Regions from separate parts of the Homo sapiens genome. Here region 2 is linked to region 1. Evidence: read pairs that join two places in POLR2A ChIA-PET (ENCODE). Cell type or tissue: Panc1. All regions are shown on one strand.

Region 1 (8,000 bases):
ACCTCTGCCTCTCAGGTTGAAGTGATTCTCCTGCCTCAGCCTCCCGAGTAGCTGGAACTACAGGTGTGCACCCCCATGCCCAGCTAATTTTTTTATTTTTAGTAGAGACGGTTTCGCCACGTTGGCCAGGCTGGTCTCGAACTCCTGACCTCAAGTGATCCTCCTACCTTGGCCTCCCAAAGTGCTGGGATTACAGGCATGAGCCACCATGCCCGACCCTCATGCTTTGGTTTCTTTCAAGTATCTACACACAAACATACACGCCATGTGCCTGAACAGTAAAAGCAGAGGGGTTCTTGATTTCCAGATGCCAAGACCTACCATCTCTGCTTCCTTGTAGGATTTCTTGTCTGCTGTGGAGGATGCAGAGAACCGGTTTACTGGCTCACTGCCTGTGAATGCTGGGCGCCTGAGACCTGTCTCTTCTAGGCCACAGGAGACTGTGCAGGCACAGTCCTCCAGGCTGCTGCTGTTACACCCCACTGCTCCCTCAGAGGCTTTGGGCCTGCCAGACTTGGACCTCTGCCTCCCTGCCTCCAGCACGCCCAGTGCTGACAGCCGTCCATCATGCATAGGAGCAGCTCCCCTAAGGCCTGTCTCTACTTCCAGCAGCTGGATTGGCAATCAGAGAAGAGTGACAGTGACAGAAGTGCTCAGAGAGACAGCAAGACCTCAGTCCTCAGCCTTACACCCCCTACTCACCTTTGAGAGCCAACAGCAGCAAGTTGGTGGCTTTGAGGGGCCTGAACAAGACGAATTTGATAAAGTCCTGGCAAGCATGGAGTTGGAGGAGCCTGGCATGGAGCTGGAATGTGGAGTCAGCAGTGAGGCCATACCAATCCTGCCTGCCCAGCAGCGGGAGGGTTCAGTATTGGCTAAAAAAGCCCGGGTAGTTGATCTGAGTGGATCTTGCCAGAAGGGGCCTGTGCCTGCCATCCACAAAGCGGGTATCATGTCCGCCCAGGATGAGTCTCTAGATCCTGTCATCCAATGTAGGACTCCACGACCCCCCTTGAGACCTGGTGCTGTGGGTCACCTTCCTGTTCCAACTGCCTTAACAGTTCCCACTCAGCAACTCCACTGGGAAGTCTGTCCGCAACGCTCCCCTGTTCAAGCACTTCAGCCTCTCCAAGCTGCTAGAGGGACCATTCAGAGCAGCCCTCAAAATCGTTTCCCTTGTCAGCCATTCCAGTCTCCAAGTTCCTGGTTAAGTGGCAAAGCTCATTTACCCAGACCTCGAACTCCCAACTCAAGCTGTTCTACTCCCTCAAGGACTAGCTCTGGATTATTTCCTCGGATACCCTTACAACCGCAAGCTCCAGTGTCTTCCATTGGGTCTCCTGTTGGTACCCCAAAAGGTCCCCAGGGAGCTCTGCAGACACCCATAGTCACCAACCACCTGGTGCAGCTAGTCACTGCTGCCAGCCGGACACCCCAGCAGCCCACCCATCCCTCCACCCGAGCCAAAACTCGCCGTTTCCCTGGCCCAGCTGGGATCCTGCCTCACCAGGTGAGTGAGCTGGCTTTCTAGGATTTGGTGGGCAAGGGAGAGAAGCAGGGTTCCAGCACTGTCCAGCCCTAGCATATCTTCCCTCTTGCAGAGAAGGAAGGAAGGAAGTGCAGAGAGGCTTTTCAAAGCTGCAGGAGAAATAAAAGGGAAGAACTGAATGCTAGAAAATCCACTGTGAAGAAGTGCTTAAGGCTCTGAGGACATCATAATTTTCTTTTTTCTTCTCCTTTTTTTTTTTTGAGATGGAGTCTTGCTGCAACATCCAGGCTGGAGTGCAGTGGCGCAATCTCAGCTCACTGAAACCTCTGCCTCCTGGGTTTAAGCGATTCTCCTGCCTCAGCCTCTTGAGTAGCTGGGACTACAGGCCCCCGCCACCATGCCTGGCTAATTTTTGTGTTTTTGGTAGAGACAGAGTTTCACCATATTGGCCAGGCTGGTCTCGAACTCCTGACCTCAAGTGATCTGCCCGCCTCGGCCTCCCAAAGTGCTGGGATTATAGGCGTGAGCCACCACGCCTGACCCTCTTTTCCTTTTTTTAAGAAGACCCTCTTTTCCTTTTTTTAAGAATTAGAGATTGGCTATGTTGCTCAGGCTGGTCATGAACTAGGCTCAAGCCATTCTCCCGCCTTAGCCTCCCATATAGCTGGGACTACAGGTGTGCACTAGGGCAGGAAGTCATTCTTGTGCATTTGTTAAGGTCTTATGTGTTGGACAATTTGCTTGGAACTGAGAATACAGAGATTAAAAGAAACAGTTCCTGTCCTAAAGAACTTACAGTGAAATGGAAGAAACAGATGTAAACAAACAAACATGCACAAAGCACACAGTGTGAACAGGGGTCATTCCCTGGGTGCTGGGAAGACACTGGCTCTGCCTTAGGCTTGCTGAGTGGGCTTTGGATGGATGAGTAGGAGGTTAACAGGTGTGTGGCGGAGCGGGCGCTGTGCTCTGTGGATGTTCTGGCAGTGGGAAAGCAGGGAAGAGCATGTGTAAGGGCACAGAGGCAGAAGAGCAAGGTGCTCTCAGATCCACAGAACAGTTCATTGTGGCAGGTGTGGGGAAGCTGGGGCTGAAAAGGAGACAGCCCTGGTGAGACTTGGATTAAACTAGTCTTGGATCAGATCCCAGATAATTGGACTCTGAGGATCTGGACTGGTTGTGATAGGTGTGCCCTCTTCCTCCCATTTTAAGGGTGTTTGAAACAATTTCTGCCTGTTACTTGCTCTTCCCTAGCATGTTAGCAGATATCCAAAGAGGCCGTCTATGTTCCTCCTGGGCTGGATCTCCCTGGAGGAAAGGGTTAGGACTTGGGGAAAGCTGCCCCTTTGCTCATCACAGGCCTCTCAATTTTTCTTTCTTTCTTTCTTTTTTTTTTTTTTTAAGACAGAGTCTTGCTCTCTCGTCCAGGCAGGAGTGCAGTGGCACAATCTCGGCTCACTGCAACCTCCACCTCCCAGCTTCAAGTGATTCTCCTGCCTCAGCCTTCCAAGTAGCTGGCATTACAGGCATGGGCCACCACGCCTGGCTAATTTTTGTATTTTTGGTAGAGATGGGGGTTTCTCCATGTTGGCCAGGCTGGTCTCGAACTCCTGACCTCAGGTGATCCACCCGCCTCAGCCTCCCAAAGTGCTGGGATTACAGGTGTGAGCCGCCACGCCCAGCCAGGCCTCTCTATTTGGGTCACTGCCCCCTTCAGGCAGCCCTGGTTTTTGCACCTGGGCGAGCTCCGGCTTCCTCACGTTTTCAAACCAATCCCCAAAGTATCTTTTTTGAGCTGCCAAAGAGGCTCCTGAGACTTTGTTAGGAGAGATGTAATATGTGTTAATAGTCCCTGATCATTTCCTGAACTCATTATGTAAACCAGACAATAAGCTGTACTTGTAAATAACAGCTGCTAAGCTTGCTCTCATCTTCTCCTTCCCTCCCCTCTTAGCAGAGTGGGAGAAGTCTGGAGGACATCATGGTTTCCGCGCCCCAAACTCCAACCCATGGTGCTCTGGCTAAATTCCAGACAGAGGTAACTTATGCAAATGTTAACTTTCTGGGTGTGATTTGAGAGTGAGGGGCGTCCCTGTGTGTTTCAGGAGTTAAGAATCAAGAGCTGATGCTGCTAGGCCTGTTTGCTGGTGTCACACACTAAAAGGCATTTGAGGCAGGTAGTTGGGGGAGGCAGCAATTTTACTGGCATTAAGTGAGGCCTGTCCTGGTGCCAGGTAGGTATTATCTGATGCCATGGGTCCAGCCTTCTTTCCCATCTAAGAAATAAAGGCCCAGCTAGCTCCAGCTTCCCCTGGGGGAGGAGACTGTGATAAGTATTATGAGATTGTGTCTCAGGAGCCCTTCCTCTCAGGTTTCTGAGAACTGAGCTGGGAAGGATCTGCCTTCTCTTGCCTTTGCTGGGTTCCCTTTGGTGGGTGAGACCCTGCTTCCCTTCTCCTTGGGGTTCTGGTTGACCTGCTCTGCCCTCAAACCCAGTTTTGCTTTTAATTCTCCCCAGTATTTTTTCTCTGCTGTAGCTCCGCAGATCTGCCAGTCCATTTCAGATCCAAAGCAGCAGATACTCTCTGGATTCAAAGCATGTATTAATGTAAGAAGGTTAATTGTTAAAGCTAGAAGCATGCCAAATAGAATATGACTGGTTTCAAAATGGCTAAGCCACTCTGGAAGCCTATAAATATATGTGGTGGATCCCTACCCCTAAGACTTTTTGAGTCTGTTACAAAAAATAAGCGTAGATAGCCTTCTGCTTCAATGCAGTTAAAGTCAGGAGCTGATTTTATTTTATTTTATTTTATTATGTTATTTTATGTTATTTTATTTTATTTTATTTTATTTTTGAGACGGATTCTCGCTCTGTTGCCCAGGCTGGAGTGCAGTGTCGTGATCTCGGCTCACTGCAACCTCCGCCTCCTGGGTTCAGGCTATTCTCCTGCCTCAGCCTCCTGAGTAGCTGGGACTGCAGGCGTGTGCCACCATGCCTGGCTAATTTTTGTATTTTTAGTAGAGACGGGGTTTCACCATGTTAGCCAGGATGGTCTCCATCTTCTGACCTCATGATCTGCCCGCCTTGGCCTCCCAAAGTGCTGGGGTAACAGGTGTGAGCCACTGCGCCCAGTCAATTTTTGTATTTTTAGTAGAGACGAGGTTTCACCATGTTGGCCAGGCTGGTCTCGAACTCTTGTCTTCAGGTGATCCACCCGCCTCGGCCTTCCAAAGTGCTGGGATAACAGGTGTGAGCCACCGCGTCTGGCCCAGGAGCTGATTTTATTAAAAATTTGTTTTTCATACCTAGTCCTGCAGACAGGACCTGATTTTAAAAAGAAAAAAAAAGAGTATCTGCTGAATGAAACCTGTGATACGCGACAAGATTTTCACGTGCTTCAAATGCCAAAGCAATCAGAAAAAAAAAAAAGAAAAAGAGAAAAAAAAGATGTCACATACCATTTTCTGGCCTTGGAGATAAATGAGAGGAGAGACTGTGGCCATTGTACTACAGTTTTTCCGAGGGGATTTGCCTTTCCTCTCTCACCCTTCCACCCTGTTTCAATCAAGAGTCTGTAGCAAGGTAGACCTATTCATACAGGCTCCCCCTCTGCTCTGTGGTACCAGATTGTTGCTAGTTCCCAGGCATCTGTGGAGGAGGATTTTGGGCGAGGGCCCTGGCTGACCATGAAATCCACGCTAGGCCTGGATGAGAGAGACCCTAGCTGCTTCCTCTGTACCTACAGCATTGTCATGGTGCTGCGCAAGGTAAGGATTCTGGGTGCTGAGACCCAAAGGAAAGACCATTTTTCTCCCTCTCTCTGACCTACTGCCCTACTCCACCTTAGGAAGGGGCTGTTTGCTCCCTCGTACCCTATACAAGTAGCAGCACGAAGCCCCTTTGGTTGTATCTTCCACTTACCTACCTTTTCACTGTCATCCATAGGATTGGGCCCAGGTGGAAGGAGAGAGTGGGTTATGGTATGCCTCTGCACTTCCAGGCCCTGGGTGGGGTGGGGTGAGCACACTGCCACCCTCAAATCTCCCTAGTGGTTAAGGGTTGTGTGCAGAGACATGCCAGTACATGTGCCAACATATCCCTGCCTGTGACTGTTATGATGGAACATTGTGTAAACACATATAAACAAAAGAAAGTGCTGGACACAGTGGCTCACACCTGTAATCCCAGCATTTTAGGAGGCTGAGGTGGAAGGATCACAAAGGTCAGGAGTTCGAGACCAGCCTGGGCAACAAAGCGAGACCCTGTCTCTACAAAAAAATACAAAAAAAAAAAATCAGCTGGATGTGGTGGCACATGTCTTATAGTCCCAGCTACTAGGGAGGCTGAGGCCAGAGGATCACTTGATCTTAGGAGGTTGAGGCTACAGTGAACTATGATCGTGCCACTGCCCTCCAGCCGGGGCAATAGAGCGAGAGCTTGTCTCCTTTAAAAAAAACCCAAGGCCGGGCGTGGTGGCTCACACCTATAATCTTGAGAGGTCAAGGCGGGCGGATCACCTGAGGTCGCGAGTTCAAGACCAGCCTGACCAACCTGGAGAAACCCTGTCTCTACTAAAAATACAAAATTAGCCGGACGTGTTGGCACATGCCTGTAATTCTAGCTACTCAGGAGGCTGAGGCAGGAGAATTGCTTGAACCTGGAAGGCAGAAGTTGCGGTGAGCCAAGATGTGCCATTGCACTCTAGCCTGGGCAATAAGAGTGAAACTCCGACTCAAGAAAAAAACAAAAACCAAACAGGTCAGGCGGGGTGGGTCACGCCTGTAATCCCAGCACTTTGGGAGGCTGAGGCGGGCAGATCACTTGAGGTCAGGAGTTCGAGACCAGCCTGGCCAACATGGTGAAACCCCCTCTATTGAAAATACAAAAATTAGCCAGGCTTGGTGGCACACGCCTGTAAGTCCAGCTACTCAGGAAGCTGAGGCTGGAGCATCGCTTGAACCCAGAGGCGGAGGTTGCAATGAGCCAAGGTCGTGCCATGGTACTCCAGCCTGGGCGACAGAGCGAGACTCCATCTCAAAAATAAAAAAATAGGCCGGGTGCGGTGGCTCATGCCTGTAATCCCAGCACTTTGGGAGGCCGAGGTGGGTGGATCACGAGGTCAGGAGTTCAAGACAAGCCTGGCCAACATGGTGAAACCCTGTCTCTACTAAAAATACAAAAATTAGCCGGGCGTGGTGGTGGGCGCCTGTAATCCCAGCTACTTGGGAGCCTGAGGCAGGAGAATCGCTTGAAACCAGAAGGTGGAGGTTGCAGTGAGCCAAGATTGTGCCATTGCACCCAGCCTGGGAGCGAAACTCCCTCTCAAAAAATAAAAAAGAACGGAGGCAGGGGAGAGAAATGAAGGACCTCCCAGCTCTAGGTCTGTCAGAGAGAGATGGGGTACCTCCTTGTCCTCCACAAAGAAGATCATCACTATAACTATACTCTGACCCCTCCTAACCCCGGTTGCCCTGGCACACTTGGAGACCTGGGAAGTCACAAGTGGGCCGTGGAAGGCTCAGCATATGCCTCTCCTTGTAAGCAGGCAGCCCTGAAGCAGCTTCCTAGGAACAAGGTCCCCAACATGGCGGTGATGATCAAGTCCCTGACTCGGAGCACAATGGACGCCAGTGTGGTTTTCAAGGACCCCACGGGTAAGGAATTAGGTCCTAGGTTGTCTGGTGAGTGGGCTCCATTGAGGCCAGGAAATGAGGTGGAATCACCCTCTCCCTTTGCAGACAGGAAAACTGAGGCAGTGAGCAGCCCACTTCCCAGCCAGGGCCCATACCAGTCGCTGTGCTGCCCTTGACCCCGAGACTGATGGGCCATGTGGTATTTGCAGGAGAGATGCAGGGGACGGTGCACAGGTTGCTGCTGGAGACGTGCCAGAATGAGCTGAAGCCTGGCTCAGTGCTGCTGCTGAAGCAGGTATGGGGAGCAGCTCTCCACACCACTGCCCCCCGGATAGAGCCCTCAGTGTCTGTCTCCTTACCTGTTTGGCTGCCTTCCTCTACAACACCAGGCACGGAGTGGCTGAACCATTGCTAGGCCCTGGCTTGAGCTCAGGGAAGGCCTGTGGCCCTTGAGCTGGCCCCCATTCTTCAGGGTGGATAGGGATGGAGGGTTGTGTTAAGGGGAGATTGTGGCAAATGGTTCTCTTCTGGCACCAAGGCTAGGCAGAGGACACCAAGTGAAAGGCAGGTGGGAGCCAGGTGTCCATCTGGCAGCTCCCAGTGCTCCATCAGGACACTGACCTTCCCTTTCCTTGACTCCAGATTGGAGTGTTTTCTCCTTCACTTCGAAATCACTACCTCAACGTGACACCCAACAACCTGGTCCATATTTACAGCCCGGATTCTGGGGATGGGAGCTTCCTCAAGCCATCTCAGCCCTTCCCCAAGGTAAGAGGAGCAGGAAGAAACGGGAGACTGGTAAGGCCCTCCTTCTGCCTGGATCTTCTGATTTCTTCCTCTCTTCCACCCTGGGGAGCAGAGGTCTGAAGGGGGC
Region 2 (8,000 bases), 510 kb after region 1:
GCCTGCAGCACAGAGCAAGACTCTGACTCAAAAAAAAAAAAAAAAGGTGGAAACCACCCATGTGTCCATAAACAGATGAATGCTTGAACAAAATGTGGTATATCCATACAATGGAACCTTAGTCAGCCATAAAAAGGAATGACATTCAGGTATATGCTATAACATGAAGGAACCTTGATGACAAGGTTTATTTTACCTTAGTAAAATAAGCCAGGCACAAAAGGATAAATATTGTATGATTCCACTTATATATGGTACCTAGAGTAGTCAAATTCATAGAGATAGAAAGTAGAATGGTGGTTGCCAGAACTGGGAGAAGGGGGCATGGGGAATAATTATTTATGGGATGCTGCAGAGTTTCTGTTTGTGATTAATGAAGTTCTGAAACTGTAGAGCGGTCATGGTTACACAACATTATGAATGTGCTTAATGCCACTTAACCAAACACTTAAAAACGACAAATCTTATGTATATTTTACTATAAAAATACATAAGGGGATTCATAGCTTTTCAAAATGCTTCTAGGGAGTATAGGAGAGGGGGAAAAAGCCAGTAGTCCTCAATGCAATGAGCCCTACACCAGCAACTTTAAGGCTGAGGCAGAGAAATGTAACTGTTAGAGCCACACCACCTGGTCAGCTTTTTTTAAGTGTGTGTGCGTGTGTGTGTGTTTGTGTGTGTGTGTGTGTGTGTGCATGCACATTTTGTTTTTCCTTTTTGTGGAGCACTATATTCCCCAGGCAAATCTCAAACTCCTGGGCTCAATCTATCCTCCTGCCTTTGCTTCCCTAAATGCTGGGATTACAGGTGTGAGTCCAGCAGCTTTTTTTCTTTTCTTTCTTCCTTTTTTTTTTTTTTTTTTTTTGAAACAGGGTCTTGCTCTGTTGCCCAGGCTGGAGTGTGATGGAGTGATTATGGCTCACTGCATCCTCCAACTCTCCAGCTCAGGCGATCCTCCCATCTCAGCCTCCCAAGTGCAGGTACCTGGGACTACAGGCACACACCACCACACCCAACTAATTGTTAATTTTTTTGTAGAGACGAAGTCTCCTTATGTTGCCCTGGCTGGGCAACTCCTGGGCTCAAGCAATCCTCCTGCCTCGGCCTCCCAAAGTGCTGGGATTACAGGCACAAGCCACTGCGCCCAGCCTTGGTGAGCTTTCTGAACTCAAAGCTGAGTAGAGACCTGAAGTAACTATCAGGACAATATGGGTCAATAAAACTCATCCTCCTACTTCCATTCGTGTCTGAGTTAAAACAGTATCTTCCACTTAAGTGCTCATTTCTCAAGTTTTGATTTTAAATATAAAAACAGCCTAAAGGTGCTTACTGTGTTTACTTCTTTTATATTTCAACTATCTGATTTTTTAGCAGTGTCTAGGGACAAAAACTAGCATTTCTCTGAGACCATCACATCCCCAATCTGACTGCTATGTGAATGGTTTGTTGGGTGCCTGGAATGGCTTGTTTATGTAAGCTCTCACCTGTAATCCCACACTTTGGGAGGCCGAGGCGGAGGATCACTTCAGGCCAAGAGTTCAGTTCAAGACCAGCCTGAGCAACATAAGGAGATCCAACCCCCTACCCCCATCCCCACCTCCAACCCCAGCTCTACAAAAAAATTAAAAAATTAGCTAGGGCCAGGCGCCGTGGCTCACGCCTGTAATCCCAGAATTTTGGGAGGCCGAGGCGGGCGGATCACGAGGTCAAGAGATCGAGACCATCCTGGACAACATGGTGAAATTCCCGTCTCTACTAAAAATACAAAAATTAGCGGGGCGTGGTGGCGTGGGCCTGTAGTCCTAGCTACTCGGGAGGCTGAGGCGGGAGAATCGCTTGAACCCGGGAGGCGGAGGTTGCAGTGAGCCTTTGCGCCACCGCACTCTAGCCTGGCGACAGTGAGACTCCATCTCACCAAAAAAAAAAAAAAAAAAAAAATTAGCTGGGAGTGGTGGCACGCGCCTGTAGCCCCAACTACTCGGGAGGCTGAGGCGGGAGGATCGCTCGAGACCAGGAGTTTGAGACCAGCCTGGGCAACATAAGGAGACCCAACCCCCCCGCCCTTCAGCTTTACAAAAAAATTAAAAAATTAGCCAGGAGTGGTGGCGCCGCGTGCCTGCAGCCCCAGCTACTCGGGAGGCTGAGGCGGGAGGGTCGCTTGAACCCGGGAGTTCAAGGCTGCAACGAGCTATGATAGCGCCACTGCACTCCAGCCTGGGCGACAGAGCAAGACCCTGTTTTACACAGACAAACAAAAACGAACAAAAAGGTCACAGCGAACTTTGTTCAAAAGTCACATTAACACTTAAATGCCTTAACCCGGACTGAAAGCCCGGGCTTAGGACACAGGGCAGCTCTCCCTCAAAAAGGGGTCTCCCAGCAACACCCAATCCACAAGTTGCTCCTCGCCCTCCCCAAACCGGTACAAGATATATCAGTCTCTGGGCAGCTCCAACGGATTCTGAAGCTACGGGAGGGACTAAGGAACAAATATGAAATGTCGGACAAATGAAATGTGCGCAACAGCTAGGTTTTGGAGGATAAGCCAGTTGCTGAGCGACTTCTCAAATCTTCCAAGTGCCTCCAACACCTCTCCCACCCGGTAGGGCTGCGCTCTTTAGCTCTTTCAACCTTCCACGACCGGCCTCTCCGCTGCCCTATCAGCAAATCATCGGGCCGGTGCCTGCCAGTCCGGGCCAATCCCGAACACATTTACTTTGAGCGGGAAAAGCTCAGAAGCGGCGAGAGAGCGTGGTCCGCTAACCGCCCCTTCCTCTCCTTGTCTCTGGGGGGTAACGGAGCCTGGAGTGGTCGCCCATTGGATGGGCATCGGACCAATGGCGGGCTGCGAAACGGGAGGGGCGGGCCTCACAGCGGGGCGGGGCGCGCCTGTGCCGTGTCGCGTGCCGAGCCGCGAGCCCCAGGCAGGCCAGGTAACGGCCTCTGCCCCCGCCCCTCCCTCCCCGCTCGGACTTCCCTTACCCGCACACTGGCTCCAGGCAGCGCCCGGGCGGCGGAGGCGGCTGCGGAGACGGCGGGGTGCGGGCTGAGGGAGCCGGGCCTGGACGCCCCCCCCATCACCCCCGTACCCCAGGAGCTGTGCCTAGTCCAGGAGAGGCTGGGGGGCGCCCCATGGAGGTGAGACGCGGAGACACCTGCCCGCGCCCTCACCCCTCAGGCCTGAGGGAGGAAGGACTTGAGGTAATGGATGAGGAAGGGCAGGGTCCAGGGGGCGGCCAGACTTGCAAGAGGCGACGAGGAGGAGAGGCTGAGGAGGGGGCGCGTCCCTAGACGGGGCGGCAGAGGCGGGTCGTCGGTGGGGAGGCCGAACGGGGCGGGCGGGCGGGGGGCGCGGCGCGGGCTGACTGGACGGGCCGGACGGAGCGCGGGTCGCCGCGATTCCCGGGAGGCAGCCGTCGCGCTGAGGCGGTGGCCGGGGAGGGGCGCCCCTCGGGGTCAGCACTCAGGGGGCCCGAGGGGAGAGTGAGAATCCCGAGGCTGGAAGCGCGGGCCCCCACATTCGTGTCCTCTGAGAGGGTTCGGAATTGAGCCGAACAGCCGAGGTAGAACAGGTGTCGGGCCGTTTCAGCTCCGGCGTCACCCTCGTGACCACTTTCTGATATTTCCTATTCCCGTGTGCTGCAGCCCAAAGTCGCGTTCCCCGGAGGTGCGAATCGCTGTTGGAACCTCGGCGCCGACGCCGGCAGCAGGTTAACCGACGTCTTCGGCAGCGTGATGTTGACTGGCTCCGCTTCCTTCTACGATTGCTACACATCGCAGGTCCTTTAGTAAACTCTGCCTCTGTTAGACGATTTATTCTCAAATGGATTTACTCGAGCCACCGATTCATAGGTGTTTAATGGCTCCACAGTTAAGGAAGAGAAAACCAGGGAAAACTTTTTTTTTTTTTTTTTTTTTTTGAGACAGAGTCTTGCTCTGTCTCCTAGGCTGGAGTGCAGTGGCGCCATCTCGGCTCACTGCAACCTCCGCCAGCCGGGCTCAGGCGATTCTTGTGCCTCAGCTTCCTGAGGCACGCGCCACCACGCCCGGCTGTTTTTTTTGTTTGTTTTGTTTTTGTTTTTTGTTTTTGAGATGGAGTTTTGCTCTTGTTGCCCAGGCTGGAGTGCAGTGGTGCGATCTCGGCTCACCTCAACCTCTGCCTCCGGGGCTCAAGTTATTCTCCTGCCTCAGCCTCCGGAGTAGCTGGGATTACAGGCATGCGCCACCACGCCTGGCTAATTTTGTATTTTTAGTAGAGACAGGGTTTCTCCATGTTGGTCAGGCTGGTCTCGAACTCCCAACCTCGGGTGATCCGCGCACCTCGGCCTCCCAAAGTGCTGGGATTACAGGCATGAGCCACCGCGTCCAGCCGTTTTGTTTTGTTTTTTGAGACGGAGTCTCCTTCTGTTGCCCAGGCTGGAGTGCAGTGGTGCGATCTCGGATCACTGCAACCTCTGTCTCCCTGGTTCAAGCAGTTCTTCCGTCTCAGCCTCCCCAGTAGCTGGGATTACAGGCACCTGCCATCATGCCCGGCTAATTTTTGTATTGTTTTTAGAGACCGGGTTTCACCATGTTCCCCAGGCTGGTCTCGAACTTCTGGGCTCCAGCCATCCTCCCGCCTCGGCCTCCCAAAGTGCTAGGATTTCAGGCCACAGCGCCCAGCCCAGGAACAATTTTTTTTTTTTTTTTTTGAGACGGAGTCTTGCTCTGTCGCCCAGGCTGGAGTGCAGTGACGCAATCTCCGCTCACTGCAAGCTCCACCTCCCAGGTTCACGCCATTCTCCTGCCTCAGCCTCCCGAGTAGCTGGGACTACAGGCACCCGCCACCACGCCCGGCTAATTTTTTTGTATTTTTAGTAGATACGGGGTTTCACTGTGTTAGCCAGTATGGTCTCGATCTCCTGACCTCGTGATCCGCTCGCCTCAGCCTCCCAAAGTGCTGGGATTACAGGCGTGAGCCACCGCGCCCGGCTACAATCTTTTAAATACAGTGTTTGCAGAATACATACTTTGCTTTGAAAATAAGTTAAGGGCCGGGCGCCATGGCTCGTGCCTGTAATCCCAGCACTCTGGGGGGCTGAGGCGGGTGGATCACCTGAGTTCGGGAGTTCAAGACCAGCCTGGCCAACATGGCGAAACCCCATCTCTACTAAAAATACAAAAATCAGCCGGGTGTGGGGGCAGGCACCTGTAATCCCAGCTACTTGGGAGACTGAGGCAGGAGAATCTTAAACCAGGGAGGTGGAGGTTGCAGTGAGCCAAGATCATGCCACTGCACTCCAGCCTGGGTGACAGAGTGAGACTCCCTCTCAAAAAAAAAAAAAAAAGAAAAAAGAAAACAAATTGAAGAATAAGATTTTTCATTGATTCGTTTCCATCTTGTCCTTAGCATAACATAATTCCAGAAATGTAAGAAAATCCATTATTTAGTAAGATTAAAATATGTTTTTTTTCGTTCAGGCATTTATTGCAAGTTGGTACAAACATATTTTTGATAATTTAAAGGTGAAAATTTCACTTTACTCCTTTATTTTCTGGTTTTAACAATGTCTTAAATTATATGCTACCACTTACCTCACCAAGACATTTAGATTTATTAATCAAAGGAAATAAAGCTTGGGTAATGTAAGTAATTTTCATTTGAAATTATTTAACCAGGACATCAATGTTGATATTGTTGTACTTTGAATTATAACAATATCTAGAAATAAATTATTTTATTTAATCCACACTAAGAATCTTGTATATTATTATGCCACTGTACAGATTGAGAAACTGAGCCTCAGAGAGCTTGATTTGTGCCCTAAATGACAAAGCTCAAGTGGAACCCAGACCATAGTTCCACTGCTCTCTGCAGTGTTTACATCCGGACTAAAATTTATTTGGATTTAATTTCAGTTCACTGTTTTAAGTATGTTAAGGATATAAGTGATACATTTTAAAGTTAATCCAGTTAATATGCCCACTCAAATATTTGCATATTTCCTGGCCTCTGTTAACGAAAGGGATGCAGATATTTCAAGTATGATTGTTTGAATCCACCACATTACTTTAGTTGTTTTAACCCAAGAATACAAAAGTTAAGTCAGTCCTTTAAAAGGATTTTATTTGTAATATTCAAAATGTATTTTAAAATGTAAAATGTACTTGAAAGAATACTCCCAAAATATTTTCAATTTCCAATACTGTTTATTCATTTGACATTACATAATCTGAAAATGTTCCTTTTGTTTAAGCAACTATTTCAAAAAGATGAACAATTATTTATGTCACTTTGGATACTTCACACATAAGAGTGGGCCTATGATGATAACTTTAGAACTCAAAGGATAAAATTAGGAAAGAAAGATAAAAAGCCTTTGTAAAAGTTGCTGCTAACCAACAAATTCTGGAAAGGTAGTTTTTAGTTTTAGCTCTCAGCAAAATCCCTTCTGTGTTTCCATTTCCTCAACTTGAGAATAGTCATAATATAAACTATAAACAGAAAAATTATAATGTGTGGGTTTTAAATAGAATCATAACCAGAACTTAAACAAATGGTTGTAAAATATTTTGAGATTCTTGAAGATGGATGATTGGAAGGTATTTCTTAATGTTCACATTTTGTTGGTATCATATAACGTTGTATAGTTTAAATGTTTTTCAGTGATCATATCTATTAGGAACAAAAATTTAGAAATATTAACAGAATAAAAGCAATTAGAAAATACTTTTAGCCAGAATTATATCTTTTCCTTTTTTATTTTATTTTATTTTATTTATTTATTTATTTATTTTGAGATGGAGTCTCCCTCTGTTGCCCAGGCTGGAGTGCAATAGCTCAATCTTGGCTCACTGCAACCTCCGCCTTCTGGGTTCAAGTGACTCTCCTGCCTCAGCCTCTTGAGTAGCTGGGATTGCAGGCACCTGCCACCACACCTGGCTAATTTTTGTATTTTTGTCGAAACGGGCTTTCGCCATGTTGATCAGGAGTTAAACTCCTGACCTCAGGTGATCCGCCCACCTAGGCCTCCCAAAAGTGCTGGGATTACAGGTGTGAGCCACTGCGCCCGGCCAGAATTACATCTCTTCTGTATTTATAAGAAAATACTATTTTCATTGTGTTTATGTCTGGGTATTTATAGTTATTGCATCTCAGGTTTTAATAGTTACTTATCTGGAGAGTTAAAAATTTTGAATTTATACTTTCAGTCTTCTTTAAGGAAGCATTTTCTAGAATAAACAATGTATAAATTAGCTTAATCTTTTTTTGTTTGTTAAATTCACTTTCCCTACATGGTCCCTTTTGGAAGGAGGCAGGGTTTAAATCATTAAAATCTTAAAACCCAAGGCCCGGCAAAGTGACTCACACCTGTAATCCCAGCACTTTGGGAGGCCAAGGCAGGAGGATCGCTTGAGGCCAGGAGTTTAAGACCAGCCTGGGCAACACAGTGAGACCCCATTTCTATTTAAAAAAAAAAAAAGAAACTTAACACCCAAAGTTTTTGTTTACTCAGGTTCATTACAGAAGCATTCACCGAGGCTGGGTGCAATGGCTCACGCCTGTAATCCCAACACTTTGGAAGGCCCAAGGCGGGCAGATCACTTGAGGTCAGGATTTGAGACCAGCCTGACCAACATGGTGAAACCCTAAAACTCTCTACTGAAAATACAAAAATTAGCCAGGCATGGTGGCAGGTGCCTGTAATCCCAGTTACTTGGGAGGCTAAGGCAGGAGAATCGCTTCAACCCGGGAGGCAGAGGTTGCAGTGAGCCGAGATCTCGCCACTCTACTCCAGTCTGGGCAACAGAGCCAGACTCTTGTCTCAAAAAAAAAAAAAAAAAAAAAAAAAGATACTGTATAAAATGTCCTCAAATAGGAGGAAAAAGACCTTCAGTTTTGGTTTTAGATTTGTTACATATTGGCTGAGTGACTTGCAGCCTCAGTTTCCTTGTTTTTAAAGTAGAGATAATACTCATGTCACAAGGTTTACTGGATATGATAATATATGTGAAATTTA

The links. Peaks named below come from ENCODE experiments on the same cell type or tissue, not always from the same donor. Only the 100,000 strongest peaks of a DNase experiment are listed, where the experiment ranks them.
Region 2: POLR2A ChIA-PET joins it to region 1 with 10 read pairs; 2 of 35 experiments call an interaction of 5 or more read pairs at or near these places.

Annotation. Positions count from the first base shown.
Region 1 is chr17:44,147,518-44,155,517 of GRCh38, forward strand. HROB (homologous recombination factor with OB-fold) reads left to right here. Exons shown (of 10, transcript NM_001171251.3): 3 at 341-1,510; 4 at 3,444-3,527; 5 at 5,120-5,260; 6 at 7,039-7,147; 7 at 7,336-7,421; 8 at 7,769-7,894. Among named protein-coding and RNA genes, the nearest start is that of HROB, 9.6 kb to the left of the region's middle. In Panc1, a CTCF peak has its summit at 3,215 (motif pointing left); no DNase peak of the experiment used is centred here.
Region 2 is chr17:44,653,482-44,661,481 of GRCh38, forward strand. It overlaps MEIOC (meiosis specific with coiled-coil domain), which reads left to right and starts at 2,987. Exons shown (of 8, transcript NM_001145080.3): 1 at 2,987-3,201; 2 at 3,646-3,780. The coding sequence starts at 3,133. RefSeq lists a silencer at 2,791-3,000. In Panc1, a CTCF peak has its summit at 2,588; no DNase peak of the experiment used is centred here; H3K4me3 peaks cover 638 bases.